Regions from separate parts of the Homo sapiens genome. Here region 2 is linked to region 1. A link is an interaction called in ENCODE POLR2A ChIA-PET data of the cell type or tissue named here. Cell type or tissue: GM12878. All regions are shown on one strand. Links, peaks and the distances in the headings refer to the core of each region. The heading gives the core; the rest is flanking DNA.

Region 1 (7,270 bases), core at 1,915-5,914:
TATTACTCTGACTTCCTCTTCTGCCTCTCCTTCCACATTTAAGAACTGTTGTGATTACAGCGGGCCCACTTGCATAATCCAGGATAATCTCCCTGCTTTAAGGTCAGCTGATTTGTGACCTCAATTCCCCCTTGCCACCAAAGGTAACATACTGGCAGATTTCAGGATTAGAAAATGGACATCTTTGGAGGTTATTATTCCACCTATCACAGTATCATATCCATGGAACATTCATAGAATCTGGACAAGACCGTTAAACTTACACTAAAAGAGAACATGAGGAGTCACATTGAGTATCCAATAGTGCTTTAAACTCTTGTGATTTTAAAGTCATGCTATTCTTAAATTTAGAAATAAATTTCACAGCATTGTTCAAAGAGAAAGGTAGTAGATGTGTCATACATGCACTTATTTATATATATGTCTTTCATACATATATATGTTTATATGTATGCATTCACATAGGTGTGATGGTTACTTTTAAGTGTCAACTGGCTAAGTTGTGGTACCCATTTGTTTGGTCAAACACTGGCCTAGATGTTGCGGGGAAGGTATACTGTATATATAATTAACATTTAAATTGGTAGACTTTGAGTAAAGCAGATTTCCCTCCATAATGTGTGTGGCATCATCTAATCAGTTGAAGGCCTTGAAAGAAAAGATTGAGGTCACCTGAAGAAGAGAGAATTCTGCCTCCAGACTGCCTTTGGATACAAAACTACATCAACTCCTGCTGGAATTTCCAGCCTGCCCTGCACACTTCACAGTGGCCAGTGCCCACAATCTCATCAGCCAATTTTTTTAGAAAACTGTAATGAAAACTAAAAATATATATAATTTAAATTATAGAAATTACATGCATATATTTACACATACATATATATGCACATACAGAAATATATATGTAATTTCTATAATTTAAATTATATATATTTACATATTTTTACATATGTCTACATATATTTACACACAAACACACGTGTGTGTGTATGTGTGTGGTTCTGTTTCTCTGGAGAATCCTAATACAATACGTATAGCAAATGACCCATGCTACAACTGGGACAGCTTGAAATGGCCATTATTAAAAACAATTGTTAGGTAGTCAGAAATAAAGAGCATGTGTCTGTAAGAACATCTCTCTCTTTTATAATCAGTGTTATAGCGATCTTGTGAAAGAATAACAATAATTGAACTGTTTATTTCTTCACGTGATCTTTAGTTACTCTCAGGAACTTGGTGCAAATGAGTATCTCCACTGTAGAAGAAACTAATTAAAATTAAAATCTCAAACTAAAATTCATGTAAGAATTCAATAATTTCATACATTTAGGATATAGACAAACCTCTTCAATTTTCCACAGAAGTTCCGAAGAGCCCAATTTTTAAAATCCTGACAGGCTTTTGGGGGAGTCATTAGTGTCCCCAGCCTATACAACCATGGGGCAGGCAGGGTTCTGGAGGGAAGCCAGAGAGGCCAGAGGGGTCACAGTTGAATTGCTGGGCCCAGTAAGAGGTTTGCATAAGATTGGTCTTCTCAGACTGGGCACAGTGGCTCATGCCTGTAATCCCAGCACTTTGGGAGGCCAAGGTGGGCGGATCACCTGAGGTCAGGAATCTGAGACCAGCCTGTCTGACATGGTGAAACCTCATCTCTACTAAAAATACAAAATTAGCCTCGTGTGGTGACGTGAACCTGTAATCCCAGCTACCTGGGAGGCTGAGGCAGGAGAATCACTTGAACCCAGGAGGCAGAAGTTGCAGCGAGCCAAGATCCCACCATTGCACTCCAGCAGGGGCAAAAATAGTGAAACTCCATCTCAAAAAAAGAGACTGGTCTCCTCAATCAGAGATGATAAAAAAGAAAAGAGAATATACTACCACTACGATTTTCTAGTAGTTAACAAAACAGACATACTGCCTTGACTTGCCTTTGCCAAGGTTGCTGTCACTCTAGCATTCGATAATGCTGGTAACTCAAAATGCATCCCTGTCCCCAAGAAACAGTTTTGGGTCAAAACTAGGAGTTGGCAAAAATTTTTTTGTAAAAGGCCAGACAGTAAATATTTTTGGCTTTGTGGGTCACTACTCAATGCCACTGTTGTAACTCAACCATAAAACATGAAATTTCATCAATACATGAAAGAATGAACATGGTAGGATTCCAGTGAAATTTTCTCTACAGACAGTAAATTTACATTTTATATAATTCTTACCTGCCATGAAATATTATTCTTCTCTTGATTGTTTTCAACCATTTAAAAATATTTTTAAAATTATTCTTAGCACACATGTTGTACTAAATAGGCAGCAGGCTGGACTTTGCCCGCAGGAGACAGTTTTCCAACTCCCTCTATAAACAATGAATATTAAGAATGATAAAACTGGTGAGTTATGTTTAGTGGAAAACATTCACCTTATTTCTAAGTGTAGAAAGTCAATTCTGTGGTAACCCCAATGGATTATTTTAGTTGTAGAAATAGTTGGCCCCATTGGTTCAGATATTCACCATTATTTAAGTCACAAATTGAATGTGCTTCATTCATTCATTCTTCAATAAATATTTATTGAGTGCCCACTATGTCCGAGGCACTGTATGAGGTACTAGGATAAAAAAGCAAATATTCTGTAAATTCATTCCCAAAATAAACCTCTGAAAATTACTTTATACTGTTCCTTCAATCTGCTTGGGATTTTGAATTTTTGGCAGTCGATGATTAACAAAAGGAGATGGTGTTAGTCCAACTCTGAGGTATTATTAACTCAAGCAAAACAAAAAAAAAAACAACATTTAACATGAATGACAATAAACCTTCATATTCAAATGAGATAAGAAGCCAATACATGTTTTATTATTTTCATAAGGGCTGGCTGAATTAGAAATAACTATAATAGTTTCAGCTGGGGAAAGGATACTTTGTATTACCTTATCATTTCTAATAGCATAAAATTAATTTTTAGTTACAGTGATTAAGTGTAAGTTTCTAACCTTTTGGAAAATAATGGTGACAGTGCATTAATCTATTGCAAATCAGGAATTAGGGCATCGCAGGGACAATCATTATCAAAGTATATTTACTGACTGCCTCTTAATTGCCTAACAAAATAACTCTGCTCTTATTTCAAAATAAGCGTGTTTCAATATGTTTGTAAGCTTTGATATGACTTGATGTTCATCACAGTTCTATCTATAATAGTGGAAAATTAGAAATAACTTAAATATCCATCATGAAAGGAATAAATAAATATATAATGGTATATATTATGGATCCACCAGACAATGGAATATGGCTATTACAAAAGATGATTCTAAATCAATGGCCACTACTGAAGAAAGATATCTACAATATACCAAAAACTTTTTCAGAAAGCAGGTTATAGGCCAAATGCACAGCACTTTGGGAGGCCAAGGCAAGCAGATCACCTGAGGTCAGGAGTTTGAGACCCGCCTGGCCAACATGGCAAAACCCCGTCTCTACTAAAAATACAAAAAATTAGCCAGGCATGGTGGCACACGCCTGTAATCCCAGCTACTCAGGAGGCTGAGGCAGAAGAACCTCTTGAACCTGGGAGGCAGAGGTTGCAGTGAGCCGAGATCACGTCACTGCACTCTAGCCTGGGCGACAGAGTGAGACTCCATCTCAAAAAAACAAAAACAAAAACAAAAACAAAAAACAAAGAAAGAAAGCAGGTTACAAGACAGCATTAATAGTTTGTTCTAATTTATGTAAGGTCACATACATTAGAACACTAACCAAATTTTTATAAATTATTACTCCCAGGTGGCCAGAATTTGGGGATGATTTTTACTGCCTTTAAAAAAATTTTCTCTATTCTTTGAAATTTTTACAATGAACATGTACTGGGCGCCTAAATAAATAAAGAAGATTTTTTTCATTATGTAATCTACAAAACTAAAAATCAGCAGGACTTTTATGATTAAAATGACCAATAAATTATCATTTCAGTGATAAAAATAGTAACAAGTATATGAGGCTTGTCGGGATGGCAATCCTGTGGTCGTAATAGCTATTGAAATTACCCCGGCTGGGTGTGGTGGCTTACGCCTGTAATCCCAGCACTTTGGGAGGCCGAGGCGGGTGGATCACAAGGTCAGGAGATTGAGACCATCCTGGCTAGCACGGTGAAACCCCGTCTCTCCTAAAAATACAAAAAAATTTAGCCAGGCATGGTGGCGGGCGCCTGTAGTCCCAGCTATTTGGGAGGCTGAGGCAGGAGAATGGCGTGAACCTGGGAGATGGAGCTTGCACCACTGCACTCCAGCCTGGGGGACAAAGCAAGACTCTGTCTCAAAAAAAAAAAAAAAAAAAAAAATCCCTAATGTGAACATTTTTGGGAATGCAATCTATTCCCATTATCCTGCCTTGAACAACACTGTTTCATTTGAAAGCTTCAAGAATATCATGTGCTTTGCTATCCTCTACGTGCCCATTGTCTTCAAGAAACTCAGCATCCTAGCACGAGAAAGTGTTGAGATCAAGTCTAAATCACTCATCCTACAAATAAAGGAACTAAGCCAGAGAGGTGACATGACCTGCCCAAAGCCCCACAGCTAAAGCTATAACACAATTTCTCTCATTTTTGTGCCAGTCATAGAAAGTTACCTTGAACCCATCATCAGAATGTCGTAGTACACTAGAAGTCCCACATGAAACCAAACTAAGATCATGCTGGAATGTATTGGCATCCCAGCCTCCATTGTATTCATAGAGCTCTGGGGAGTGTAATGCTGAAGGACTGGAGGAAGACCCAGACACACATCTGTGATGCTGCACTTGGCAAAAATGGGGAGGTGGAGTGACATCGAGTCTCTTAGACGCACACAGATTTGGAAGAAAGAAGCTTCTGCCTGTCATACACTGCCCAGGCCTTAAAAAAAAAACAATAAAAATACTTACACCATGCATTCACAGACAGGTTCAGATGTGACATTGTGCAGCTGTTTATTAATAAAGGGGTAACATTTGAAACAAAAGAAGTAAATACAATTCTGTAGTATATGAAGAACAGAGAACGTAAATGTAAGGCTTGGGTGAAGGAAAATATTCAGTCAAAGGTAATAACAAAAGCTAATAGCTATAATTGATTGAGAACCTACTACACACTTTACAGAAACTATTACCCCAAGTTCTCACTACAACCCACAAACCTTTGTTCTTCAATCAATACTGCTTCCCTGTCAGGACAAGTCAGAGTGAAAAGAAAAGACCTCAGACATCACATCACTGGAAGGCAATGGAGAAGAAAATGTTAAAGAGAAGGTTATTGCTGTCAAGTGGTGCTCTGAAGCTTAGAAGGATGAAGACTGTGAAAAGCCATTGGATATGGTGTTTAGGACATTTTCAATGTCCTTTTAGAGTTTTATTCTCCCTTTTGTCATGTTACCATGAAATCTGACCTGACTTGGCTAGCCGAATTTAATCACTAGGATTGAACTAAGCCTACAGTAAGTGTACTATTTTCTGGAAGTAAATGATTCATCTGTATGAGGTAAAGGAAATTTTCCAGGAAGAAGAGTTGCTATTTAGCAAACGCCATTATGCATATTATAGTAGTTGTACTCATTTATTGACATGTATTAACTCCTTCCTTTAGTGAAGCCAATTTGTAAGATCTATAAACATGCTTTGTAAATCATACCCTGTTAATTTCCCCTCTCCCATCCCTACCTTCTTACTTAAATCAAGTGCAGACAGGCTCAGTTAAAAAGAATCAACTACCACAAACAAGGCATGACTCTCTGGCCTGTTTCTCTGCACCAGACTAGCTCTAAACTGCTTTTTGTCAATCGGAGGTTCAGGTTCATATGTAGTTTGCAAACCTGTTATCATTATTCCCCTTCAAGTATTGTTGTCATTCCTATTTTCCTGCTTTTCTCTTATCTACTTAATATTTAAATTCCTGATGACACTCATTCTACTACACCATTCTTACAATCGCAACATTTTCCACATCCATGTAGAGATTATTCATTGCACATTTTCCCAAAGTGTATTTTCTTAAAATTAGAGCCTAGATCAGTAGCATCCAATGGAAATACACGTAATTTAAATTTTTCTAGTTGCCACAATAAAAAGTTTTAAAGAAGCAGGTAGGCCAGGCACCATAGCTCACACCTGTAATCCCAGCACTTTGGGGGGCCCAAGTGGGTGGATCACTTGAAGTCAGGAGTTCGAGACCAGCCTGGCCAACCTGGTGAAACTCTGACTCCACTAAAAATGCAAAAATTAGCCGGGCATGGTGGCACACACCTGTATTCCTAGCTACTCAGGAGGCTGAAGCATGAGAATTCCTTGAACCTGGGAGGCAAAGGTTGCAGTGAGCTGGGATTGTGCCACTGCACTCCAGCCTGGGTGATAGAGCAAGACCCTGACTAAAAAAAAAAAAAAAAAGGCAGGTAAAATGAATTATCCAATGAACTATTGTTTTGGCATTTAATCAACGTCTTAAAATTGTTACAGGTATATTTTAGATTTTTTGTACTATTTTAAAAATTCATTGTGTATTTCACATTTATAGCACATCTCAATTCCAAAAGTAGCCACATGTAGCTAAAGGCTGCCATATTGGGCAGCTTAGTTCTAGATCCTGAATGAAGGTGTTGAACAAGATCAGACTTTTAGCTGAGCCCTCTGCTAAGGTTCTCTCCATCCTCATCTCCCTCGTTCCCCCACCATCACCCCAATCTAGAAATAGTGTTCTTTCTTGGGCCCATTTTTACAACTAAATTTGTAGAAGCTATGTCTTAGACATTTCCACAATCTCTTTCCCACCTTAGACTTTTCCTTATCTCAACCCGTTCATTTGATTAATAGGAAAACTGATGCTCAGAGAGATTGATAATCGACTCCGGGTCACACAATGGTTAGGAGCAACGATCTAAATTCAGTCTTACTGATGACCAGGTCAGAGCTCTTCTGACTACTTTAAGAACTGAAACTCTTCTCTTCCCCCTATTCCTCCCTCAGGGCTCAGCCTTCCTTTAAGACTCTCCCACAAGAAAGAGTTGATCTTACCCTCCTACTCAGACATTAAGTTTAGTGGCCAGAACTAACTGATCTTTCAAGGACAACAGGTGGATTTAGGAATTGCTCACTGGTAGCTCATACCTGGCAACTTTTTATTTCCTTTAATGTAAGGCTAATAATTCCTTCACCTAAGAAGAGAGGAAAGATCATTCGCTGGCCAACTTATTCTGCTACATACATTCATTTATTGTATTTATTGTGGTAATCTCCCCAGGTGCCATTGG
Region 2 (7,270 bases), core at 1,497-5,496, 230 kb before region 1:
TTTAAGTAAACTAAAATGCCACTAATTTGCAGGGAGTGAGAAGGAATTAAGAGATAAAGCAGCATGTTTTCTATAAATAAACTCTTGACCGTTCTCAGAAAAACTGGATTTTAGTCCAAAATCTAACACATAGTAGCTCTGTGACCTTCGCCAGTCATCACTAGCCCTCTCCATGGGAGATGACTGAGGGCAGCTTTCTATCAATTTACTCTCTACACATTTATTTCTCGCTGTTTATGCATTCAGCCAATACTATAGAGAAGACACATATGGCAGGTCCTGTCCAAGCAAGGCAATGAACACTATGCTCTGTATTTTTACTGACTCTTTCCAGCTCCTTTGTACAGAATAGGTTCAAAAAGAGGTGTGGTCAAAATAAGCAGCAGGAAGGGGGCTGCTGCAGTTCGGTGAGCATGAGTGTCGATTGTGCCCCAGACCAGAACAACAGCAGTGGACACTGCGAGAGGTACACGAGTTCCAGACAGATTTGGAATTAGAATAGTCAAATCCAGCCGATGAATTGGAAGAGCAGTTAGAGGAGAAAGCCAAGGAAAGGAAGTTTCAAAAATGACTCCCGGGCCTCTAGGTTTCAGTTACTCAGGGAATGAATGCACACATTGTAGTGTGTGGGGAGTGATAGATGATTAACGTATAAAGAAATAGATAAGATTTTTATATTGAAAACAAAACAAAGGAATAATAGGTAGAGAAGGATTGGAATAGTATGGGCAGGCTGGGGGCGGGAGGAGAGAAAGTATATGTTTCAGACAGGAGACCAGGATAGGACCTTCTAAGTTGTCTTTGAGCAGATCTGGAATGAAGGGGGTGGTGGTGGGAGGCAGCATGATCAATATCTACACGGCTTCAGCAGAACACCATAAGATCTACACGGCTTCAGCAGAACACCATAAGAACTACAGCAATTCAAGAAACTTCCCTTGGACTCCACTTTAAAATGTACTAGGCCACCACTTATGTGCTAAACTAGTTTATGTTTTAAAAAGACTGCCACAATCCATGATTCCTTATTACTGGAATACTAATTCTCTTGTGCTTTTCCAGTTCTGAAGAAATTTGAATCAACCACATCTAAGGACGTGGCTTGAACAACTTAGAATGAACAAAATGTTGCCATTGACTTTCTAGGATTCTTTAGTAAAATTATTTGTCAAGTTACTTTCAGGCAAACTGTCAAAACACATGTCTGAATTACTCTACCAGATGCTGGGTAGAAAATAGACTCTATTTACTACAGTGGGACTTCCATGAGATTGTCTTTGTGGTCTCTGGGAAATAGGTCTTCTAATATTACAATCTTTTAGTTATCTATACTGACATTAGAAGAATGACTAAAAGAGTTGAATGATTATAACTAACTGCAGAGAGATTTAAAATACTGAACAGCTCAGAGGACTACCATGTTCAAACTGTGAATCTGTTAGGAGTTCCTACTTCCAAAGCACACTGGAGACCTGTGGGAAACCCACCGACTGGGGATGGAAACAGGGGAGAGCCATGGGGAGGATTCAGACTTCTTGGATTATCACGGTGAAGAACGTATAGAGTAGGAGAGTTTTGGTAAGTGAAAAAGTCCAGTACTCAGAACAAAGGGATCTCTATGGTAGACTTCTCTATACTAGATAACTAACATAAGCTCTTGAAAACAAAAAAATAATAATAACCATTTTAGTAATCTGGCCCTATGAAATTTCTGACCTTTCAAAAATAAACACATTGGCTGACACTGGTGAATAGCAAATATCTGAAATGATTTTGAAAACCATACGGGGCTGCTGACATTTTTGCCCGTCTCCTCCACATTTATTCTCATTAGTTGATTGAAAAAAAAAAAAGGAAAAACTCAAAGTTCTAGGCTGCTTCTCTAGGGCATGGTTTCTCAATAACAGCACTATTAACACTTTGGACTGAATAATTCTTTTTGTGGAGGCTGCCTTCTGAATTGGAGAACGTTTGCAATCTCTCTTGTCATCTGCCCACAACACCAATAGCATCTAAGCCTCTAAGTTCCAAAATAGCATCAGCCTCTAAGTTCCAAAATTGTCTCCAGACATTGCCAAATGTCCCCTGGGGAATAAAATCAATTGTTGAGAACCTCTGCTCTGCTGTGATGTGCTAATACATACCATAGATTCAAAAGAACCACACATTGCTGAATCCTTTTTTTTTTTTTTTTTGAGATGGAGTCTTGCTCTGTCACCCAGGCTGGAGTGCAGTGGCGCAATCTTGGCTCTCTGCAACCTCCAAGTCCCAGGTTCGAGGAATTCTCCTGCCTCAGCCTCCTGAGTAGCTCAGACTGCAGGCTCCCACCACCACACCCAGCTAACTTTTGTATTTTTAGTACAGATGTTTCACCATGTGGGTTTCACCATGGTGGCCAGGCTGGTCTCGAACTCCTGACCTCAAGTGATCCTCCCGCCTCAGCCTCCCAAAGTGCTGAGATAACAGGCATGAGCCATCACGCCTGGATAGATAGCTGAGTTCTTTATCAATGAAAGAATTACAAGCACAAGAAAGACCTGGGACAGAAAGATACAAGATGCCAACTGCCAAACTGTGCCATTTTATTTTTTTCTATAGCACTTTGCTAATCATATATTGAAATCTTAGAAAATGAGTCTCTGAGCTGCCTCAATTTTCATAATTATTCATTCTTAGAATAGTCTAAGCCCAGACAATTTAGAGATGCGTCTAACTTAAATGTGCACCAGTTTCTTGACCATCTATACTTAGAAAGTCTCCATCCTCAGGATAAGCCCTACCCACCCGGGTAGAAGTTTGGTCTTTATTCTGTCGATTGGAGAGGCAGAAGGCAGTCTAAATATCACAAAAAGAATGGGAGATCACTTCAATCCCATTCTGGATCCTGGATTCTCTTTTCTTACCCTTCTGACACAGGTAATTTTGGTAGATTTCCCAGCATAAAGGGAGTTATCCTATTTAGTGGAGCTCTTAAGTTCAATGGCCATAGAAAGGATAAGCCATCCTTAGGTGATGAATTTATCTGCACTAAAACAAGTGTTTCAGGGCAAGCATTCAGTGAGGTGATATGACAGCATCTGGGTTTATATCAGAAATGCCTAATGACAGGCTCTGCTTAATCACAGTCTCCACTATTTCCTAATCTCCATTTGTTATCCCTCCTTGCAACCTTAATCTATTCCCTAGCTTCTTTCTATGCTTTCTATGCTTACTTTAAACTCCTATTCCCACTGCTCCTTGCCTCATTCTCGAAGTTTCCCAAATCAAATTCTCAAGAAAAGAGAGCTTGACTGACTTATCATTTTAAATAATAATAATGTGAGATAGTGTGATTTATAATAAGATATATATAGTGTTTGTTTTTGGCACAAAGCCCCTAAAGCCCTTGGAATTTTCTAAGAGCAATAAAGGTAACAGGAGCATCTTTTGTTATTCAGTCACACCAGAGTTTGTGTTAATGAGGTGACTTTTGGGAAGTCCCTAATGATAAGCAGGGCTGTTGCCATGGAAATCAACCATGTGGTTAGAGTTGGAACTTTCAGCCCAACCTCCAGACCAACCTCCAGGGAGGGGCATGTATATGCAATGAAGCCCTCATAAAAATCTGAAGGAACATTTTTCTTTTTCTTTTCTTTCTTTTTTTTTTTTTGGAGACGGAGTCCTGCTCTGTCACCTAGGCCAGAGTACAGTGACACAATCTTGGCTTACTGCAACCTCTGCCTCCTGAGTTCAAGCAATTCTCCTGCCTCAGTCTCCCAAGTAGCTAGGATTACAGGCATGTGCCACCACACCTGGCTAATCTCTTTTTAGTAAAGACGGGGTTTCGCCACATTGGCCAGGCTGGTCTTAAACTGCTGACCTCAGATGATCCACCCACCTCAGCCTCCCAATGTGCGGGGATTACAGGTGTGAGCCACCACACCTGGCTTAAGAACATTTTTCGAAGAGCTTCCAGGTTGCTGAACACATGGAGGTGCTGAGAGGGTGATGAGCCCAAGAATGCACGGAAGCTTCATGCTCCTTCCCACATACCTTGCCCTATGCCTCTCTTCCATCTGGCTCTTCCTGAGTTGTAATTTCCTTTTAAAGTAAACTGGTAATCAAATAAGTAAACTGTTTTTCTGAGTTCCGTGAACCATTCTAGCAAATGGTCAAATCTGAGGAGGAGGTCCTGTGAACCTTTAATTTATCTCCACCCAGTCTAAAGCACAGGTGAAAACCTGGACTTCCCATTCTCATTTCAAGTGGGGCCATGAAACCACCTTTGCAAAAATTATGACAGTGAGAGAAATCTGACATCTTTCTTCTAACATCACAAGCTAACTGCCTTTTTTAACTTTAAAACAAAGATGATAACAGTCCCTACCTGAAACTAATGCCCTCCTTGGTGGGGGACTGAAACTGCCTTTGTAAGACTAATGAAAGTCCACAAGGTTGGGCTTATGAGAAGAACTTAAATTCTGCTAAGATGTAGGTGTAATTAAATGATAACCAGACATTGTTCCCTAGCTTACCTTTCTATAATAGTTACTGCTCAAGAATCATGTAGCCAGAGGTCACAAGATTTTTAACTTCCCCTCTTGCTCCTATAGATAAAATCACTATTGTCAAAATCTAAGATTGGTCTCTGAGATATTTTTAAACTTTCGCATTCTGGCAACTAACTGACTCCACCCGGACCTGTGACTCATGCCAAGAAATTGACTCCCACGCAGAAACTTCCACCCAGAAACTGACTCAGCATGCGAAGACAGTTTGGATACTCCTATGATTTCATCCACAACTCATCAGCAGCACTCGTTCCCTAGTCCCCTGTCTGCCAAATTATCCTTAAAAACCCTAGCCCCTGAGCTCTTGGGGAGGCAGATTTAAGAATTATCTCCCATGCTTCCACTTGGCTGGCCTTGTGATTATCAAATGCTTTCTCTACTGCAACACCACTGCCTTGATGTATTGGTTTTTCTGTGCAGCAGGCAAGAAGAACCCACTTGAGCCATTATAGACAGTCTTATGAGACTGAGCTTTTAGTCCATGGGATCGGATGTTGTTTCCATGTAGATGGTGTCAGAACTGAACTGAATTATAGGACACATAGTAGGTGTCTGACAAACTGATGTAGAAAAACCTCCACACATTTGGTGATTAGAAGTGTTGAGTTGTAGTAGCAGTGGAGGAAATAGAATTCATTCCTTTGGTTCATGTAGAGAATTTTTTTTCAGAACATGTAATAGGATTGTGTCTTGTGCCAGTCAAAAAGTTACAGGTATTAACTCATTTAATCCTCACCTCAAACGAACTGAGTGGGAACAATCAATAAACTCATTTTACAGAATAAGAAAATTAAGGTCAAAATCAACTGGTAGACCTTGGATTTGGAACCAGACAGTCTGACTCCAACTCCCATGACCTTAACCACCTATGACTTGACAGGCATGGGTCAGGAGCCTGCTATCATCCAATTTTGGCAGCACCTGGTTACCACAAAGCATGTGGTCCCTATAGCAGAAGCTCAGGGTGAGGGCTACATTATTTAAAATCACATAGGCATGTGGCAGAAAACTGTTTGACCTAACAAAATAGCCATCCAACATGGCAACAAAGTCTACCTCAAGTGTGAAGTAAATAATTGGTTAACAAAAATACATTTTCTACACCATGAACACAGAAGAAAGCAGAAAAGGTAGGGCCAAGCTTTCCCTTTAAGCAACAAGATATATCAGGTTACAGTGGACCCATGATTTTATTGAACAAACTGAGTAAGGAAAAATTCCACCTATTCTTTTAAATGTTAACATTCTCATTGTTCAAAGTCTTCTTTTGAATCATCTCTCAGTGACCAAAATACACCTTGAAGCTCATTTTATTTTGTTACATTTATCTTATTTTTTTTTTTTGGCAGAATAGTGTCTATGTTAGAGAGCTTCTACCTCTAAAATATATCTTTCTGTTGCCTTTACCAATGAAAGAGAACTTTTCTAATCTTAAATAACTGCCTCATAATCTGGTCCCTGGTAAAGCATGCAGATATGTTTCCAAGTTCTGGAATTTGGTATTACATAAGAAAAGTTAGAGTTTAATTTTGGTTTCTTTATTCGCAAACTTTTTACTACTGCCTGAGTACTTATTTTTGTAAAAACCTTACAATTAATATAGTTTAAAGAATGTTATTGCAGCATTTTTTTTTGTTTTCAATTCTTTTTATTGGAATTTGTGAGCCTTTCCAATCTGCATACTTTGATCATTTTCAATGCAGGGTCATTTGCTTCTATTACATCTTTCATACTTGCTCTGTTTGTTTTATCTTTGTGGGTTCCTTAGGAATATGTAAAGTTCTTAGATGTATCTTCGAACTCCATTCTCTGTCCTCTATATCCATTACCTTTCTTTTTCCAGCCCCTCGTCCTCTTACCCTATGCCCTGGGGAAACTTCTCAAGTTTGTTTCCCATGTGTGTTCTGCAGTATGGAGTCTGCTCCTTGCTCCCTCAATGTGGGTGATATGGTTTGGATGTTCTGTCCTCTCCAAGTCTTATGTTGAAATGTGACTGCCCATGTTGGAGGTGGGCCTAGTGGGAGGTGTTTGGGTCATGGGGTCAGATTCCTCATGAATGTCTTGATGCTGTCCTCATGATAAGTGAGTTCTTACTCTGAGTTCACATAAGATCTGGTTATTTAAAAGACTGGCATCTCCTCTCTCTCTTTCTCTCTCTCTCTCACTCCATCTCTCACCATGTGATATGCTAGCTCCCCCTTCACCTTCCTCCATGAATAGAAGCTTCCTGAGGCCTCACCAGGAGCAGATGCTGGCACCATGCTTCTCATACAGCCTGCAGAACCATAAACCAAATAAACCCTTTTCTTTATAAATTATCCAGTCTCAGGTATTTCTTTACAGCAATGCAAGGACGGACTAATGCAATGGATATTTTATTACTTTTGTATTCCTTTACTTCCTTGCCACCGTTCACTATTCTTCCTATATCTATTTCCATCTCACCCTGGTGACTTTTCCTTTAGGCTTGCCCTCTTTTAGTAGCCTTGTGCTCCTGTTTCATAACAATCCCATCTTCTTGCATGCGCTCTTGTTTTTATAGGCCTCATTGATGCCTTTTTGTGATTGTTTATTCCTGGACAATGACACACATGCTCAGATTTGGTGTTTTCAATAGGCAGAGTGTGGATGGCTGATGCTTTTGGAAGCACCAGAGTGCTCTCTCTGCTTCCCCCCTCAACTTGCTTTGTAAAGAGATGAGAACTTTGAGAAAATGACTA

The links. Peaks named below come from ENCODE experiments on the same cell type or tissue, not always from the same donor. Only the 100,000 strongest peaks of a DNase experiment are listed, where the experiment ranks them.
Region 2: POLR2A ChIA-PET joins it to region 1 with 5 read pairs; 3 of 35 experiments call an interaction of 5 or more read pairs at or near these places.

Annotation. Positions count from the first base shown.
Region 1 is chr9:72,405,473-72,412,742 of GRCh38, reverse strand. No RefSeq gene overlaps it. Among named protein-coding and RNA genes, the nearest start is that of ZFAND5, 44 kb to the right of the region's middle. In GM12878, for the core only: no CTCF peak of the experiment used is centred there; no DNase peak of the experiment used is centred there.
Region 2 is chr9:72,631,633-72,638,902 of GRCh38, reverse strand. All of the region lies in intron 4 of TMC1 (transmembrane channel like 1), which reads right to left. Among named protein-coding and RNA genes, the nearest start is that of TMC1, 110 kb to the right of the region's middle. In GM12878, for the core only: no CTCF peak of the experiment used is centred there; a DNase peak (open chromatin) is centred at 3,522.